Regions from separate parts of the Homo sapiens genome. Here region 1 is linked to region 2. Evidence: chromatin loops called from intact Hi-C (ENCODE). Cell type or tissue: PC-3. All regions are shown on one strand. Links, peaks and the distances in the headings refer to the core of each region. The heading gives the core; the rest is flanking DNA.

What was found. Hi-C counts contacts between places; a loop is a spot of excess contacts. Peaks named below come from ENCODE experiments on the same cell type or tissue, not always from the same donor. Only the 100,000 strongest peaks of a DNase experiment are listed, where the experiment ranks them.
Region 1: it touches region 2 in a loop (3-fold over the local background); 12 of 110 quality-filtered maps call a loop at or near these places.

What each region holds. Positions count from the first base shown.
Region 1 is chr1:185,310,893-185,313,821 of GRCh38, reverse strand. IVNS1ABP (influenza virus NS1A binding protein) reads left to right here. Exons shown (of 15, transcript NM_006469.5): 2 at 2,500-2,727. Among named protein-coding and RNA genes, the nearest start is that of IVNS1ABP, 4.9 kb to the left of the region's middle. In PC-3, for the core only: no CTCF peak of the experiment used is centred there; no DNase peak of the experiment used is centred there; H3K4me3 peaks cover 363 bases.
Region 2 is chr1:185,242,998-185,245,926 of GRCh38, reverse strand. The region is part of intron 16 of SWT1 (SWT1 RNA endoribonuclease homolog); the gene reads right to left. Among named protein-coding and RNA genes, the nearest start is that of IVNS1ABP, 73 kb to the left of the region's middle. In PC-3, for the core only: no CTCF peak of the experiment used is centred there; a DNase peak (open chromatin) is centred at 1,366; H3K27ac peaks cover 370 bases.

The DNA of each region.
Region 1 (2,929 bases), core at 161-2,660, 68 kb before region 2:
CTAGTTTTAATTTTAAATGTGTAAGAAAAGTGACCTAGGTGTAGATTTAGTTGAAAGTGTATTTTAAACACCAAACAATTCTACGTTTCATACTCTTATATGACTCTGGGATGTCTGGACTTTTGGTTTGGATTTTCAAAGAAAACAATTTTCCCCATTTTTTAATTCCACTAGTTATCGTGCTTGAGTTTTATAGACCAAATAAGATCTCCCGTCAATTTGGGGAGTAGTTTAAAACTCTTGATTTGCCCTAGCTCACTTTAATGAAAGTAAATAGGAACTTTCAAAAACATGGTTTTACAGACAGGAATTGATCTGATCCCCTCCAAACTTGAGGTGGGCGGGAAGTAGGTATATAGTGTATGAGGACAATAATTGAATAAAGTAAGTTTGCATTAACTTAAATGTCATCTAGATTTGGGCTGGCTTTTAAAATCAAGTAGCTTTGTACTCTGATCAGTAGATATTAAAGAGATGAGGTTCATATTATGACCTTGATGTACTAAAAATCAGGTACTGTCATGGAATTAGAGTAAAAACTAAATAAAAATCAAGCACTAAATACAGGATTCATTTTACTGCAAAACTCATAATAATATTGTACAAATTTGTCTGATGCAAATTGCCCCAAAAATTCTCCAGTGTTTTCTCCAAGGGCTGCAGTAATTTTAACCATTTTTTTCCAAAATAAATTTTAGGTAGATCATTCAATTTGTCAAATATAGTAAGTGGATACCATTTTTATTTTTTGTTAGATCAAGTTTACAAGTAAAAAGTGAGTAAAACTGGTCAAAGTTTAAAATAGTACCTTCATATTATAATGTTTTTGGCTTTTCAGAGGATGCATTTTAATATAACAATTTGCATGGGGACTCCTTCCTCTTATTTTAAGAGCAGCTTATGAAACTGAAGTTAGGAGTTGCCAACTATGCCTGTGAATTGACCATGCCAGTATAAATCATATATATATGAAAATTTTCTTAGTTTGAGCCAGGTCTTGGCTGAAAATGTTTGAAGGTTTCTTTAGGATAGTGTGTTCTCTCTGTGTAGAAAGAATTATGTATATTTGGAAAACATTTGTTAGAACTAGTTTCTTAGAGAAAAGCCAAATTAACTAACCTAGATAAAAGGTAGAGCAGAGGAAATCAATATTACCTAATGCTGTGATATAGTTTTGATGCAAGGGTAAGCATTCACAACAATCCCAACCCGAATTGGCATTATTGGGTTTCCTTGAAATGAAACCTGTTACAGAGAGACCTGTTAGGACACATGTTGAACTAAACATAGTAGGTTTGTTGAATTCGAACTGGACCAGCCTGCAGTGGAGTCCTGTGGTAAGTGATTATTCACTTTGACGTAATTGTTAGATTTAGAATTGTTGTATTGATGTATAAGGCAAATAATCTTAAGATATCCATAAAAATGAATATATTTGCACGTATTTCAGGTAAGTTATTCCTTAGTTCTGGTTTCCAGAGTTAATAGTGGTGTAATAGCAGTTCAGGTGATTACAAAATAAGTACCATCAGAATTTGACACTAGTAATTGATGATGTGAAAATGAGGGAGGGAGAATAGGTAGGAGGACTGATTACCTTGAAGATTAGGTTTGAACCAGAATGATTCCATTGGTAGTTTATTACTGTGTATGAGAAAAATGATTATACAAAGCACAGGCATCAGTATTTTCCCTTCTGTTTAGTTTATTCCAACAAATTACTCATCTTTATGTTCAAGTTTTTAGGCTAGTCCTGGTAGAGAGGAGATGGGATGGATACAAAAGATGAACAAGACAGAAGGTTTGCCCATGAGTCAAGGAAGATAAACAAGTATATATAAATACAGCATGAATATAAATACAGCATGAAACAGACCAGCTGGAAGATCATAAATACCCCTCAGATAGGGTTCTAAATGTGGAGGATGAGGAGAAACTGCTTCCCAACTGGGAGCATTTGGCAGAGGCTCTATGGCTGTAAGATTTCCTCTGGCAGAGGTTGGGTTAAGGGCCTTCCAGGTAGAGAGAAGAACTTGAACAAAGTTAACAGAGCCTGGGAAGTGCAGAGTTCATTTTGAGGAACAGTAACATAGTATATATGCTTGGGAATAATGCCTAAGGTTGCTTGCTGGCTCAAAACAGATCTCATGTTTGCATATTAGTTGGAAATTAATAATAAAGAATATTAGAATTAAACAGTATTGACATTTGTTTTGTAGTCTTGTGCTTTTATACCTCTCATAAACATAGGTCATTAGCCCCTGCCCTTTGGGAAAGGACTTTTTTTTTTTTTTTTAATCACTTGGGTTGTTGCAAGTTAAATGAAAAATGTTTATGTGGAATTGCATTTGTGTTCTTTTTTTATGTAATGGGAATATTTTTGCCATTTATGTCAAATCTCTTGAAGATCAGGACTTGTTTTACATGATCTGCTCTACCTAGATCAATGACAGTCTTTGATTATTCTGAATATCTAACTTAAATTTATCATTGTTATAGATTATGATGCATCATTATCACAGAAGAAATTCGTGTCTATAGCTTTTAAGGACTTGATTACATCATTTTCAAGCCTGATAGTTTTGGAATCACCATTAGAGCTTAAGACACACCTGCCTTCATTTCAACCACCTGTCTTCATACCCTGACGAAGTGCACCTTTTAACACTCCTTTGTCCTTGGATTACTTAAGAGTTCCCAGAAATACATTTGCCACCAACAGAGTAGGTAAGTGAATGTTCTCTGCCTAGTCCAGTATTAAGACACATTGTTTTTCTGAAGACGGATGTCGAGTACAGTAAACCTTTCATACTCTTTTTTTAAAGGCAGAGAAGTCAGTAATCATTTGAGTATAAAAAACATCATATTTTTCTTTTCTATATTTTGACTTTAAATAAATCAGTAACTTCAAATTAAAATTTCTTACTGC
Region 2 (2,929 bases), core at 169-2,668:
CATGATGGTGGGTGCCTGTAATCCCAGCTACTTGGGAGGCTGAGGTGGGAGAATCACTTCAACCTGGGAGGCAGAGGTTGCAGTGAGCCGAGATCACACCACTGTGCTCCAGCCTGGGCAACAGAGTGAGACTCTGTCTCAAAAAAAAAAAGATTATAATGTAAGATTATCAGCAAGAGTGGAAAAAAATTATACTAGAGCCGAAAAATTCCTATCACTTAGTAACTTCCTACTAGCACAACTCATTACTCATGTGGTTGTGGTGATGCTGGCATAAATAAACCTACTGCAGTGCCAGTCCTCTAAAAGTATAGCACATACAATTAAGTACAGCACATTATACTTAACAATGATAATAAACAACTATGTTACTGGTTCTTTTCTGTATTTACTATATTTACTCTACTATACTTTTTATTATTATTTTAGGGTATATTCCTTCTACTTATTAAAAAAGTTAACTAAAAAGAGCCTCAGGTAGGTTCTTTGAGAGGTATTTCAGAAGAAGGCACTGTTATCATAGGAGACAGCTCCATGTGTGTTACTATCTCTGAGGACCTTCCAGTGGGACAAGACATGGCGGTGGAAGACAGTGACACTGATGATCCTGACCCTGTGTAGGCCTAGGGTAATGTGTATGTTTCGTGTATTAGTTTTTAACAAAAAAGCTTAAAAAGTAAAAAATAAATAAAAATTGTTATAAAAAGAAAAAAGCTACAGAGTAAGGATATCAAGAAAGAAAATATTTTTATACAGTTGTACAATGTGTGTGTTTTCTAGAAAGCATAGATCTGAAAGGGGTGGTCCTTTTTTATTTTATTTTTAAATATAAAAAATCGTTCTTAGAGATGGGGTCTCACTCTGTTGCCCAAGCTGGAATGCAGTTATGCAATCATAGCTCACTTTAACCTTGAACTCGTGGGGGGCTCAAGCAATCCTCCTGCCTCAGCCTCCCAAGTAGCTGAGACTACAGACACACAACACCATGCCCAGCTAATTTTATTTTTTTGCAGAGACGGTGTCTCACTATGTTGCCTAGACTACTCTCGAACTCCGGGCTTCAAGCAAACCCCCTGCCTTGGCCTCCCAAAGTGCCGGGATTACAGGTGTCGGCCACCATGCCTGGCCATTGTTTGTGTTCTAAGCTAAGTGTTACTGGAAAAGAGTCAAAAAGTATTAAAAAATCAAAAGTTCATAAAATTAAAAAGTTATAACAACCTAAGGTTAATTTGTTATTGAAGAAAGAAAACATTTTTTAATTGAGTGGAGCCTAAGTGTACAGTGCTTATAGTCTATAGTAGTGTCATATCCAGGGCCTTCACATTCACTCACCACTCACCCACTGACTCACCACCCACCCACTGACTCACCCAGAGCACTTCCACTCCTGCAAGCTACATTGTGGTAAGTGTTCTATACAAGTATACCTTTTTTTTATCTTTTATACCGTATTTTTAAGCATGCCTTTTCTATGTTTACGTATGTTTAGGTACACAAATAATTACCATTGTGTTACAACTCCCTGTAGTATGTACAGTAGCATGCCATACAGGTTTGTAATCCAGCAGCAACAGGCCATTTACCATACAGCCTAGGTGTGTAGTGGGCTATTCCATCTAGATTTGTGTAAATACACTCTATAATGCTCACACAAGAACATGTATCCCCATCATTAAGATATGTATGACTAGCTGGGTGTGGTAGCTCACATCTGTAATCCCAGCACTTTAGGAGGCTGAGGCGAGAGGACAGCTTGAGAATAGGGGTTCAAGACCAGCCTGGCCAACACAGTGAGACCCTATCCCTATTTTTTTTTTAAGAAAAAGAATTATATATATTAAAAAAGAGAGAGAGATGTATGAGTGTATTTCCCTTTCTCTAGAATATAGGCAGCATGGGTAAATGGATGAAAGTCCATGAAAGAAGGCTGATCGATACATTCTATACTATTTTACACTCCAATAGCATACAAAACTGCTGACATTTTTATCAATAAGGTTTAAATAAAATCTGCGTAAAGTCACTATCTTTAATAATAAACATAATTTTGATTATTTTACTTATTTGTCTTATTTCAACAATTTGGCTGGAGAAAATATATAGCTACATGCTGTCAAAAATAATACATTAACTACATATATTTAAATAGTAATAAAGTAGCTTAATATTAGCAAAAAAATCAGACAATTTAAACTTAATAGTTCCAGTTACCTTATTGTTAAGAGAAAGTGTATATGTTGATTCTAAAAAGGTTTAACATGCCTTGTTAACAGGGATTGGCGCATCAAAATGTTTAATAATTCCAGAGGTTTCTGATATACGGTTAAGTATTTACTGAGTACCATCTATGTGGAAAACACTGTCCTGAGTTAAAATCAAACTTTTCTTACTATTGGAAAACACCCTTGAGGACATTGTATCACTTCTCACTACTGGCAGCTGGTTGGCCTACTGAGGTGCTAAAAGTTATTTAGAGGCACAAGAATATATTTCTCAAAATAGATAAAATTAATCCTAGGCCAGATGTGGTGGCTCACACCTGTAATCCCAGCAATTTGGGAAGCTGAAGAAGATGCATTGCTTGAGTCCAGGAGATCAAGACCAGCCTGGGCAACATGAAGAAACCCTGTCCCTACAAAAAGTACAAAAAATAGGCTGTGTGTGGTGGCACATGCCTGTAGTCCCAAGTACTCCAGAGGCTGAGGTGAGAGGATCACCTGAGCCCAGGAGGTGGAAGTTGCAGTGAGCTGAGATCACAGCACTGCACTCCAGCCTGGGCATCCGAGTGAAACCCTGTTTCAAAACAAACAAAAACCCAACTAGTTAGAATGTATCCTAGAGTATAGGGTATACTCTACCTTTACGCCTTTTATATAACTGCTTTGTAAGAATGAATTAGAACTGATCATCTGGCTTTATCCCATATACT